Linked DNA regions of Mus musculus: region 1 is linked to region 2. Evidence: chromatin loops called from intact Hi-C (ENCODE). Cell type or tissue: heart. All regions are shown on one strand. Links, peaks and the distances in the headings refer to the core of each region. The heading gives the core; the rest is flanking DNA.

Evidence for each region. Peaks named below come from ENCODE experiments on the same cell type or tissue, not always from the same donor. Only the 100,000 strongest peaks of a DNase experiment are listed, where the experiment ranks them.
Region 1: it touches region 2 in a loop (3-fold over the local background); 5 of 42 quality-filtered maps call a loop at or near these places.

What each region holds. Positions count from the first base shown.
Region 1 is chr6:86,635,648-86,641,421 of GRCm38, reverse strand. No RefSeq gene overlaps it. Among named protein-coding and RNA genes, the nearest start is that of Asprv1, 10 kb to the right of the region's middle. In heart, for the core only: a CTCF peak has its summit at 2,784; a DNase peak (open chromatin) is centred at 4,761; H3K27ac peaks cover 2,512 bases.
Region 2 is chr6:86,542,684-86,548,457 of GRCm38, reverse strand. All of the region lies in intron 3 of 1600020E01Rik (RIKEN cDNA 1600020E01 gene), which reads right to left. Among named protein-coding and RNA genes, the nearest start is that of Gm38676, 17 kb to the right of the region's middle. In heart, for the core only: a CTCF peak has its summit at 3,046; no DNase peak of the experiment used is centred there.

The sequences.
Region 1 (5,774 bases), core at 481-5,480, 93 kb before region 2:
TCACGTCCGTTGCCTGGGAGGCAGGCATCTTCAGGAAAGGCCACAAGTGGGCTCCTGCTCCAGCCCTGCCATGATCAATATCACCTTGGAAACGGGGTACACCTTCCCATATCAGCTACCCCAGGGAGGCCAGGTCACACCTCCAAAACCCCAAAGCCCCAGGAGCCAAAGGTTGTATGCTTTTCTCACTGTGTGTGCACACCTGTGCCCGGGGGAGCCAGAGGTTCACGTCAGGTGTCTTCAATTGCTGTCCACCATGGGAGGTAGGGGTGTGGGGGTAAGGACGGTGTACATGTTCACATGTGTGTGTCTGCAACTATGCATGCATGTGTGTTCTCGTGTGCTTGGAGGCCAGAGATACTTTTCTGATGTCTGTGAAAGGGTTTCTCGAGGAACCTGGAGCTCACGCGCCCATTGGCTTGGTTAGCTTGCCAGCAACCCTGGGAGTTCCCTTGGCCTCTGACTCACCTGCGCTGCGGGTGTTAACGCTGCCTGAATGTTTTCTGGGTTCTGGGAATCTGAGCTTACCCCCTAGTGCTCACATAGCAGACAAGAACTTTAGCAACTGAACCATCTCCAACCTCTTACAAAGTTCTTGACAGAACACAGTGAGGGAACCTTAGACAAGACCAGAGGAGACCCCTGTGGCATATGGGAGGAGAGACAGAGAGAGAGAGAGAGAGACAGACAGACAGACAGACAGAGAGACAGGCAGAGACAGACAGAGAGACAGGCAGAGACAGAGAGAGAGAGACAGAGACAGACAGACAGACAGAGACAGAGAGAGGCACAGACAGACAGACAGAGACAGAGAGAGAGAGACAGAGAGACAGACAGACAGAGACAGAGAGAGAAACAGAGACAGACAGACAGAGAGACAGACAGACAGACAGACAGAGAGACAGAGAGAGACAGAGAGAGAGAGTCTGCTGTGTGTTGCAAGTTCAGTGCCCATCTCCAGGGAGAGAAGGAGTGGAGCCCTTGACTATAGGAAGAGACTGGCATGAGGGTGCTGGCCATGAGCCTGGCCCCTAGGCTACGAGTCACAGCTTAAGACCAAATGATCTTTCCTGAAGCCTCTTGCTGGCCTCTTGACTCTGCCTGGGCTTGTCTACTGTCTGGGGTTCTTCAGACCAGGCCTCAGATCTTATTGTCTCCATTTCTAAGCCTCCCAGAGGCTTAGAGTGTCGTTCCCTTGGCAGAGCAGCCAGTGTCTTCAGAGGCAGGTAGCCACCACACTTCTTCCAGGCCCCTTCGTCCCCTCTCCATCCTCTTCCTGGAATTTCCAGCGAGCCTCACCACAGGACCTTTGCACAGCCGCCTCCTCTCCTCCCTCATTTTATTTGAATGCCAGTACAATTGTCAACTCACGGTCTTCCTGGCCTGCCCATCACTCTGTCTGCTCTCCCCATACTCTGAGTCATGCTTCTCTCTTATCTTCACAGGGCAGCTTGCGTTTTTCTCAAGGGACTATTCCAGCAAGGCTCTGATCACAGAAGGGATGCCCCAGAGGCTCTGCCCAGCACCCAGAACAAAGCCTGGTGCCCAGGCCGTGCCCGGCAACACTGCCCTCAGAAGAGACCTCAGGCTCAGCCCTGAGATAGGCCATAGTCTCCATGACCATGTGACCCAAACAATGAGAGTGAGGCTTTTACTAAAAAGTAAATACTTGCTTGGCATGGTGCATACCTGGGATCCCAGAACTCAGGAAGCTGAGGCAGGAGAGTGGCCCAAAAGTCTGAGGACAGCTGGGCGGTGGGGAGGGTGCAGATCTAAAAGTTAACATTTAGTGTGATGCCGCGTGCATACATAAAGGAAGATACAGCAGTGTGGAGAACCGAGACTGCAGCCTCCTGAGGCCGTCAGTGCCCTGCCCACGAGAACTCCCACCAGCCTGCAGGACACGCAGGCTCACCAGAGAGCGGCTATCATTTCTTGCCTCGCTGTTTTGCCTCCTGAGGTTGCAGCTCTATGCACTGTGGTTTAATTTTGCATAATTCTTTTGGGAAATTGTGTAAGTGGAGTCACTGTGTCCACTGTGTCTAGCTCCTTCCACTTAGCACGTGAGCTTTGTCTGTGTCACAGGTGGTTGGGGACACAATCCTTCTCACTGGTCTGAAACAGCAAAGTAGTGGAAACCACCTAAGTGTCCCCAACGGGAGGGTGGGTTAAGGGGTGAGCTTCAAAAACAGAAAGCGACATAGTGTTTTTTATGAAGAAGAACAGAACAAAGAGGGGAGGGAGGAGGGAAGTAGAGGGAGGGAGGGAGAGAGGGAGGAAGGGAGGGAGGGAGGGAGGGAGGGGAAGAGGAAGGAAGGGAGGGAGGGAGGGGAAGAGGAAGGAAGAGAGGGAGGGAGGGAGGGAGGGAGGGAGAGAGGGAGGGAAGGAGAGAGAGAGGGAAGGAGAGAGAAAAGAAGGGAGGGAGGAAGAAAAAGAAGGGAGGGAGGGAGGAAGAAAAGAAGGGAGGGTGGGAGGAAGAAAAGAAGGGAGGGAGGGAGGGAGGGAGGGAGAAATAGAGGGGGGAAGGAGGGAAAAACAGAGGGAGAGGGGAAGGAGGAAGGGAAAGCAGGTAGGCAGGCTGACTGGGTGTGTTGCAATCCTATCACCAAAGCAGAAGAATTGGGAGTTAAGGCCAGCCTGGTCTATACAGTAGTAAGTTCCAGGACAGCCTGAGTTACATAGTGAGACCCTATCTAGAAAGAAGGAAAGAAAAGACAGACCAAATGAACAGACAGACAATGTTTACAGAGGAGAAGGGGAATTGCCATGTCTGACCTACAGAGGGTGCATGGATACACGGCTCCTCACAAGCTTACCCATTGCTTTTATTTATTTGAGACAGGGTCTCACTCTGACGGTCAGGCTAGCAATAGATTCATAGCTATCCTCCTGCCACAGCCTCCAAATGCTAGGAATTTTTTTTTTTTAGGAATTTTTTTCTTAATGCTTCTTTTTATTTCTTTTTTTTCTTTTTCTTCTTCTTTTTTTTTTTTTTCCTTTTTTTTTTTTTTGGACTGGCTCGGTTTTTTCTAGTTTCCCTGTGATGAGCACTTATGGCTTCAATCATTGAAAACAAAGAAACAACAACAAAAAACCCACTAAAAAGAATTTAAACCTTTAAAGAATTAACATGGAAATAAAAAGAAGCCATTAAAGGAAAAGATTTGGAATTTGGGGACAATACTAGGGATTTTCCCCCTATGGGTTGATTTTTAAAGCCAGTTATGTCTCCTCTGCTTGTTTGGTTTGTTGGGATTTTTTTTTCTATTTTCATAAGTTAATTAGAAGCAAATGTTTCCAGCCACAGTTAACATGCATCTGAGATTTACTGGCCCAGGCCTGTCTGTGGCCTGAAGCAAGCGGCCTGAGCTCTTGCCTCTTTACTCTCACTGTCCACGTGTCCAGCTGACTGGCTTGAAGGCTGTGGGGTCCTTCACATCTGAGCAATACCAATCACAATAGCCCCTGCTGTATTAGTTTCCCCAGTTGTTGGTGTGTGTGTGTGTGTGTGTGTGTGTGTGTGTGTGTGTGTGTGTGTGTGTAAAACATCTCTGGAGATGTTTTTGTGAGAATAGAAACATTCTCCAGCCAGCATATCCACTGCTGTGGTTAGGAGCCACCATTGCCAGGACCTCGCCACCTGTAAATGGCCCCCTGAGTGCTCTTCCACAACAGTTCTGCCCACTGCCTGCCAGCCTTTCAGCCTGAACCTGGGCCAGCACAGTCTCCATCAGACAGCCTCCCCCATCAGACAGCCTCCCCCATCAGACAGCCTCCCCCATCAGAAGCCTCTTCCATCAGACTGCCATTCCTATCAGAAGCCTTCTCATCAGACAGCCTCCTCATCAGACAGCCACCCCTGAGAAGGTTTCCCTCATCAAATAGCTTCTTTCATTATCCTGTCTCTCCCAACAGACTATCTGCCCAAGCAGATGACCTCCTCCATCAGGCCTTGTCTAGTCTTTCCTGAGTGTCTGGACTGTACAGTGGAATGGGATAGCAAAGATGACGAGCTAATGCTGCCTCTGCCCTTGTTTGATGATTCTTCAGTGGGGCAGCAGCAGGGCCTTGATGGGTTCTTTATCTATTGTGCCAAAAGCCAGTGCTGGCTTTAAGATAAAGTCACTTTCCTTCCCCTCTCGAATAAACTCGAGGCTGAGGGCAGGACCTTTGCCCCCCTCATCTCAGTGTTCTAGCTCTCTTCTTCATCCCTTCCCCTACCCTACCCATCTTACTACTTCCTGGGTCACTTACTGCTGACATCTGCACTTATGGTATGAGCTCTGTTTTTATTTATGCCAAAAAAAAATCTGAAATGATTTACAACACCGGTTTTGTTTGAATGTTGTCTACCTCCACGGCCACCTGGAATGTCCTCAAAGGACACAGGAGGCCCGCCTCACTGGTCTCTGCCCTCCTCCAGTAACCTCTCACACCTCTCAGTTGGTCGAAACCTGGCTGGTCCTTGTAAAAGTCTATTCTAAGGAGCCGCAGGCAGGCAATGTGGCCCTTGCTGGTCCCCAACTCCCACACAAACATGGGGAGTCTCACAAGGCCTGCTGCTTCCCCTCTGACCCAACTCCCTGAGGGCAGATTAAATGAGTGACAGTCACAGTGGCCCCCTCAAAATCTGGCCAGGAAGGTCTAACCCAAGGCTGCTTGGCACCAGTGGATTTGCCTGATTCTGCCATCTCTGTGGTGGCAGGGGACCAGCCAGGCCAGGCCAGGTCACTCTCTGGAGCACCCACTGGGAGGAGAAGCACTTGTGCCCTTTGGTCTGGCTCCAGTAGTCTCAGGCTTCTGATAAGGGACCTCTGGGAGTTGGCCCTGAAGCAAGCTCTGTGCACGTGAGGCCAAGCTCCTGTCTCGTGACTGCATTCAGAGTTTGTCACCCCACCTTGGGTTTGCTGCCCAGGGCCACCCATGCCCTGAGGCACCAAGGAAGTGAAATTAATTGCTTCTGGGTCGGTTTTTCATAGACTGAGGCGAGCAATCTGGAAACTCCTGTCAGTATTTCAGAGTTGAGCAGATTAACCTGGAACCTGGTCCCTCCCTGTGAGCAGAAGAATTTACAAAGACAGAAAGGAAAGAGTTAGAAAGATGGACGACACTGGAGATAACTGCACTGGGTCAATGGGAACCCATAGTCCTGATAGATACAGAAAGAAATACAGAACTATACCGTGGGAGGGGCTAGAACAGTGGCTCAATGGTCAGCACAACTTGCTGCTCTTGCAAAGGACCCTGGTTCAGTTCCCAGCACTTGTGACAGGTGGCTTTTAACCAATAGGAGCTCTCTGGGGGATCGAATACCCTCTTCTGCCTCCTTGGGAATATATACATTTGTGCACATGCCCACATGAAGACACAAATACACACAGTTAATAATATTTTTTGTTTTCTTGTTTATTTATTTATTTATTACATCCTGATCACAAACCCCACTCCCTCCTCTCCTCCCAGTCCCACCCTTACAAATCCCCCCCATTACCCCCTCCTTCTCCTCAGAGAAAGGGAGGTCCCCCTTGGGTACCACCCCACCCTGGGACATCCAGTCACAGCAGGACTAAGCACATCCTCTCCCACTTCCCTGGTGACGCAGTCCAGTTGGGGAAGGGGATCCAATGGCACGCAACAGAGACAGCTTCCCCTCCAATTGTTAGGGGATCCACATGAAAACCGAGATGCAGACACCCACAGGCAGACATCAGATGGAGCTTGGGGAGTCTTGTGGAAGAGTTGGGCATAGCATTGAGCAGGCTGGGGCATCAAGG
Region 2 (5,774 bases), core at 506-5,505:
AGCATGATGGTATACACCTGTAATCCTAATACTAAAGGCTGAGGCAGGAAAATCAGGAATTCAAGGCGAGTCTGGGCTGGCTACAGTAGCTAAACCTGGGGTAGGGTGTTGGGGGTGGGAGACGTCCTCCTCTGGAAAGCAAGGCTGCGGTTGTGCAGCCCTCTGGCGACTGCACTCTTAACTTTCAGCTTCCTGAGCAAACATACTTGGTTGTTTTCCTGGTTACCCAAAGCAATGACACTGCTCAGTCCTTACCCAACAGCTGATTCACTACCACTTCTCAAACCACAGGCTCACTTACCAGCTGGCTCTAAGAAAAAACAAGTCGGTGTGAACTGTCAAAGTCCTCTTGGACCTGACCTTAGCCAGGAGAGCAGGTTTCATTTCAAAACTGAAAGGACTGAAGGACTGGGGAAATCCAAAGCGCGCAAAGACCAGGAACAGGTGGTTCCCATCAGAAGAGTCCCCAGCTGGAACGCAAACAGAAACTAGACCACTGATAAGACACGGTTTACAGTGTCTGTCTCCAAGCTCTGGCAGCTGATTAGGTTGTCAACTATTTACAGCAGGGCATAAACACACTTATCCCACTCCAGTCTACTCAATAACTCTTTTCTCCAAAGCTGAAGCAACTTTCTGGATTTATTGAGTTTGAGAATTACAGGGAGGATCCAATAACTGGGACATCAGGGCAAAGGGATCCAGAATCCTTCAAATGGGCCACATTTTGAGTATAAAGAGTTATTACTACCTCTTCCTGATTCCCCATTAATGGGTGGCAAAATTCCTGTCTCAGTAAAAACTTTTCAGTTTATTCCTAGTGACCATTTGCTGTGAAGTGACAATACCAGAGGACAGCTCAGCAGGAGTTGGGTTATATGCCTGAGGTTCCACTGTGGCTAGCTGTGACTCAAGACATGTCACTGCACTTTTCTGGGTTCAGTTTCAGTTTCCTCACCCGTAACATAAGAAGACTGGGAAACATCTGTACCAAGAAAAGTTTTAAGTTCTTAATTCAAGGCTACTTTTTAAAAAAGCACACCTCAGGGCTGAAGAGATGGCTCAGTGGTTAAGAGCACTGACTGTTCCCCCAGAGGTCCTGAGTTCAATTCCCAGCTCACAATCATCTGTAATGGAATCTGATGCCCTCTTCTGGTGTGTTGAAAGACAGGGACAGTGTATTTACATACATAAAATAAATCTGTTTTTTTTTAAGGCATACCTTACCACTCTATGAAAAAATTCAAGGCATAAATAAAATTCACAAGCTCCTAGCCATAATAGGCTGCTGCTTACAAAGGACTGAGGAAGGGCCAGTTTAGGCCACTGGCACATGCTGCATCACTAGGAACCCAGACGCCAGAAAGCTACTCTATAGACTGTGATCAATAGTAAAGAATACTGAACGCGGTGAAGACACTACTCACACAGGGCCCAAGTATGGTGAGATATGCAGATAATCCCAATACTTAGCAGGCTAAAGCAGAAAGATGTAAGCTCTGAGGTCAGATTACATAAGGAAGACTCTGTGCAGACCAAAAGATAGACACACACAAAGAAAAAGACATCAATAGCCCATGTTCACTACAGCACTGACAGCAACTGCATACTGCAAGCCAGGGCTCTCTGGTGGAATGCTTACCTAGCATCCATGAGGACCTGGGTCCTATCCCCAGCTCAAAGAGAAAGAAACAACATTGTTTTTAAAAGGAGAAAAGGAAAGAAAGTGGAACAGTCAGAGGGGGAACAAGGAAGAAAATGTAAACTATACTACAGAATACTTTTCAGTCAATTAAAAAAAAAAAAAAACGGTTTTAGCCGGGCGTGGTGGCGCACGCCTTTAATCCCAGCACTCGGGAGGCAGAGGCAGGCGGATTTCTGAGTTCGAGGCCAGCCTGGTCTACAGAGTGAGTTCCAGGACAGCCAGGGCTATACAGAGAAACCCTGTCTCAAAACAAAACAAAACAAAACCCCCCCAAAAAAAGGTTTTAAATCTGTCATTTGCAAGAGCATGACTGCAACAGGGGATCATTACATTAAATGATACAAGCTAGGATGAGAGTAAAGGCACTGTACAGTCTCCCCACACATGGAAGTAAGAAACAATAACCTCATAACAGCAAGAATGAAATGGTGGTCTGCAGCCAGAGAGAGAAAGAAATGAGAGGTGGAGAGGTTACAATTAGGAATACAGTTTTGGGGGCTGGAAAGATGGCTCAGCAGTTAAGAGCACTGACCGCTCTTCCAGAAGTCCTGAGTTCAAATCCCAGCAACCACATGGTGACTCACAACCATCTGTAATGAGTTCAGATGCCGTCTTTTGGTGTATCTGAAGACAGCTACAGTGTTCTCACATATAATAAATAAATAAAAATTTTTATAAAGGAATACAGTTTGGGCTATATTATATAAATAGAAAGACTACAAAGAGTGATAATATGCCCTATATTCTAGAAGCTAGAAGAGTTTGAAATTTTTCACACTACAAAGAAAAGATTAATGTCTGAGGAGATTGTGCTATTCAACCCAATTTGAACACAAGTATACACAATATGTGAAAACATCACATTGTCCTCCAGAAATTCACTTGCTTTCTGCTTTTTAGTTTAAATATTATTTTTTAAAATGTATTTTTCCATTAATGTATTTACTCACTTTATATCCCAATCACTGTCACCCCCCACTCCTGGTCCCTACCCCCAGTTCCTAAAATTTATTATTTATTGGGGGGGTGTGCTATGCCATGTATCAAAAGACAGTCTGTGGGAGTTGGTTCTCCTGCCACCCTCTAAGGCCCATGGATCCCTCTCTAAGCTACTTTGCCAGCCCTCCATTTAAGTGTTAATTTACACTCTTGGCCCTCTCCTATGAAAACCACTCAAAGAAATTTTCAAGTTAGTATTTAAAGCTAGACGCCAAGAATGACAACGCATATAAGGAGTACATCTCAGCATCCTTAACATCTTTCAGTGAAGATACCTGTGACTTCAGACAGCCATTAAACGGCAGTCCCTGCTGCCCAGGTCTTTGAGTTGCTCATCACCTAGTGGCGTAGTGAAGTAAATGCAGTTTGCCAAGAGCCCAAGTAACTTCCAGCCATTTTGTGACTTTCTCAAACCCACAGCAGAGTCTTCACTACAATCCCCCAGCTTCTGTGAGATGGAAGAGGCTCCACCTCCATTCATTTTCCAAGCTGAGGACTTCATACCCTAAGATTCATTCTCCACGGTGGAAAAGGCTTTGCACTTAAATAATGATAAGAAGTGACACACATTTGTTTAGCTGTGGCTGCAAAGTTCTTAGAGGTGAGAGAGCTAAAGCTGCCTGTGAAAGATGAACTAATACTGTGGGCTTCCAGGCTAGCCTAAAACTAATGAGACATCTCAACTAAATTTCAAGTCAAAACAAAAAACAGAGCCTGACGTCACAGTGATCCCATGTACTTAGTAGCTAAGACAAGACTGTAGAGTCTAGGCAGCAGAACCAACCATGTCTCAAAAAAAAAAAGAGAAATATTTTGCCAATGAGAAAAATATTATAAGGAAATAAATCAGACATGATGATACATGCCTATATTCCCAGTACTAGGGAGGCTGAGGCAGAAGGACCAGGAATTCCAAGCTAGCTTGAGCTACAGAGCTAAACCATCTCAAAATAAAAATGAGTTGGGGAGGTAGTAAAGTAATGCCCTCTGCCCTCAGTAGAAGCCTGGAACAGAACCAGGCAGGCATCTGTCAGGGGAAAGTGGAAACTCTGTAAAGGACAGCAGTCAGGAAAGGAAACCATTTAAACACTTCCAAGGTTCTTTCGACTCTAAAATATCATCATCCTGAACTTAAAAGTCACTGACAACACTGAAGACTCTCTCTCTCCTGCTTTATTCAGGTCCCCCAAACAATATAACCCAGCGGCTAGGGGCACAGATGGGACACTACCATCTGAGCAAATGTGAACACATTATTGAACTCTGCCTTCCTCAGCTTTGTTATCTGCAGATGTTACTTAGCATCACTACTCTCCTAAGTTTACTATAAAGATATATAGGATATTAGTCAAGTACTTAAAACAGTGCTGCACACACAGAAGGATATAAGACCAACAGTTTGAAAAGACAAGAAAAGGAAGGGGGTGGGGACGTGCTTGCTTTACTTGTCCTTACTGAAACCTCAGCCAAAGTGTCCCTGGCTGTTACTGACCAGAGTCTGAGCTCCCTTGGCAATAAGCCTCAAAAAAGAGCCAGAGCTGCCTTGCTCATAGGGTGCTCATTCTTTGTTCTGAAAGTTGGCATCTCCAATGCCTTGAAACATCAGACCGCCTTTGACTTTACAAGTGTCTTGCTCCAATCCCAGGTGCTAAGTAGTGCTACCCTCCTATTAATGCTTAGTCAGCATTCAAAAGGACCTCAGAGACCCTCTAAACCCAGCACTTTGTTTACTACATAAGAGCAAGAAGGCTAAAAGTGAAGTCCTAGGTGTAAGTTGGGACAAAGTCGAGCACAGTTGTTGTAGGTTTTTATTCCTAGTGACCAAAATCTTCCCATTTTTCAGGAAAAGAAAAACGGTGTTTTTAACCCACTGAGCCATCTTTCCAGTCCCTTACTGCCTCCTATACCACAGAAGTATGCAACATACTTTCTGAGTTTTTTGGATTAGGGGATGCTAAACTGGTTGAAAGAAAGGAAGTGGGGAGAGTGGAGAAAGAAAAGAAACCTTGCAAATGTTGAAAAAAAGTAAGAAATAAAAAATATTTTTAGTCCTTAGTATCTCAGTCAGATGTGGGGTATTCAACCAGCACTGCACGTGTACACCTATACACGTGCATAGGGCAGCAGGGTACAGAGGCTAAGAGCAGGGACTCTGGAGCCAGACTACTTTGCTCAAATCCCAGATCTATCACTACTAACTATGTGGCTGTAGTGAGCCTCCTAACCCTCTTCACACACTATAAAACAAGAGTGACTACTCACAGGTTTATGGATTAAATAAGACAAATGCATGTGAAATCCACATCAGAGTTCTCTGTGCATACTGATTGCTTCTCAACATTACTAGCTTCATCTGAACAGCCTAAAAGCTGAAGAGATGACGCTCAGTGGTTAAAGGGACTTGTTCTTCTAGAGGATCTGAGTTCAGTTCCAGCAGCCACATGGGTGACTCACAACTGCCTACAACCCATCTCTAGGGGGACCCAACACCTACTTCTGGCCTCCATGTGCACACACGCGCGCGCGCGCGCGCGCACACACACACATGCCTAAGAGGTACATAAGAACAACAACAATGACGCCTTTAATCCCAGCACTTAGGAGGCAGAGGCAGGCGGATTTCTGAGTTCGAGGGCAGCCTAGTCTACAGAGTGAGTTCCAGGACAGCCAGAACTACACAGAAAACCCTGTCTCGAGAAAAAAAAGAACAACAATGGTAAACATAACAAGAGACGAGGTCCTACTTCTAGTCTAAAGAACACTATAACACTAAGATACAGGTCTTACTCAGTGCCTGCTTCTGGTTCAGGAACACCCAGCCCTTCAGTCACCACGCACACCAAGCACCCTTTCATTTTTCTTTACATCTTGAGAAGAACCTGCTCAGAACAGAGACACAGGCAGAGCAAGATGCTTAAAATCATACAGGAGGGTCAGGAGGACAGAACCCATGCACATTCGAAACAGCAGACTCATTAAATTCAGCAAGATACAGCTCTATGGTATAGTCTCTCACATCCTCAAAAGTGATACAGCAAAGCCGGGCGTGGTGGCACACGCCTTTAATCCC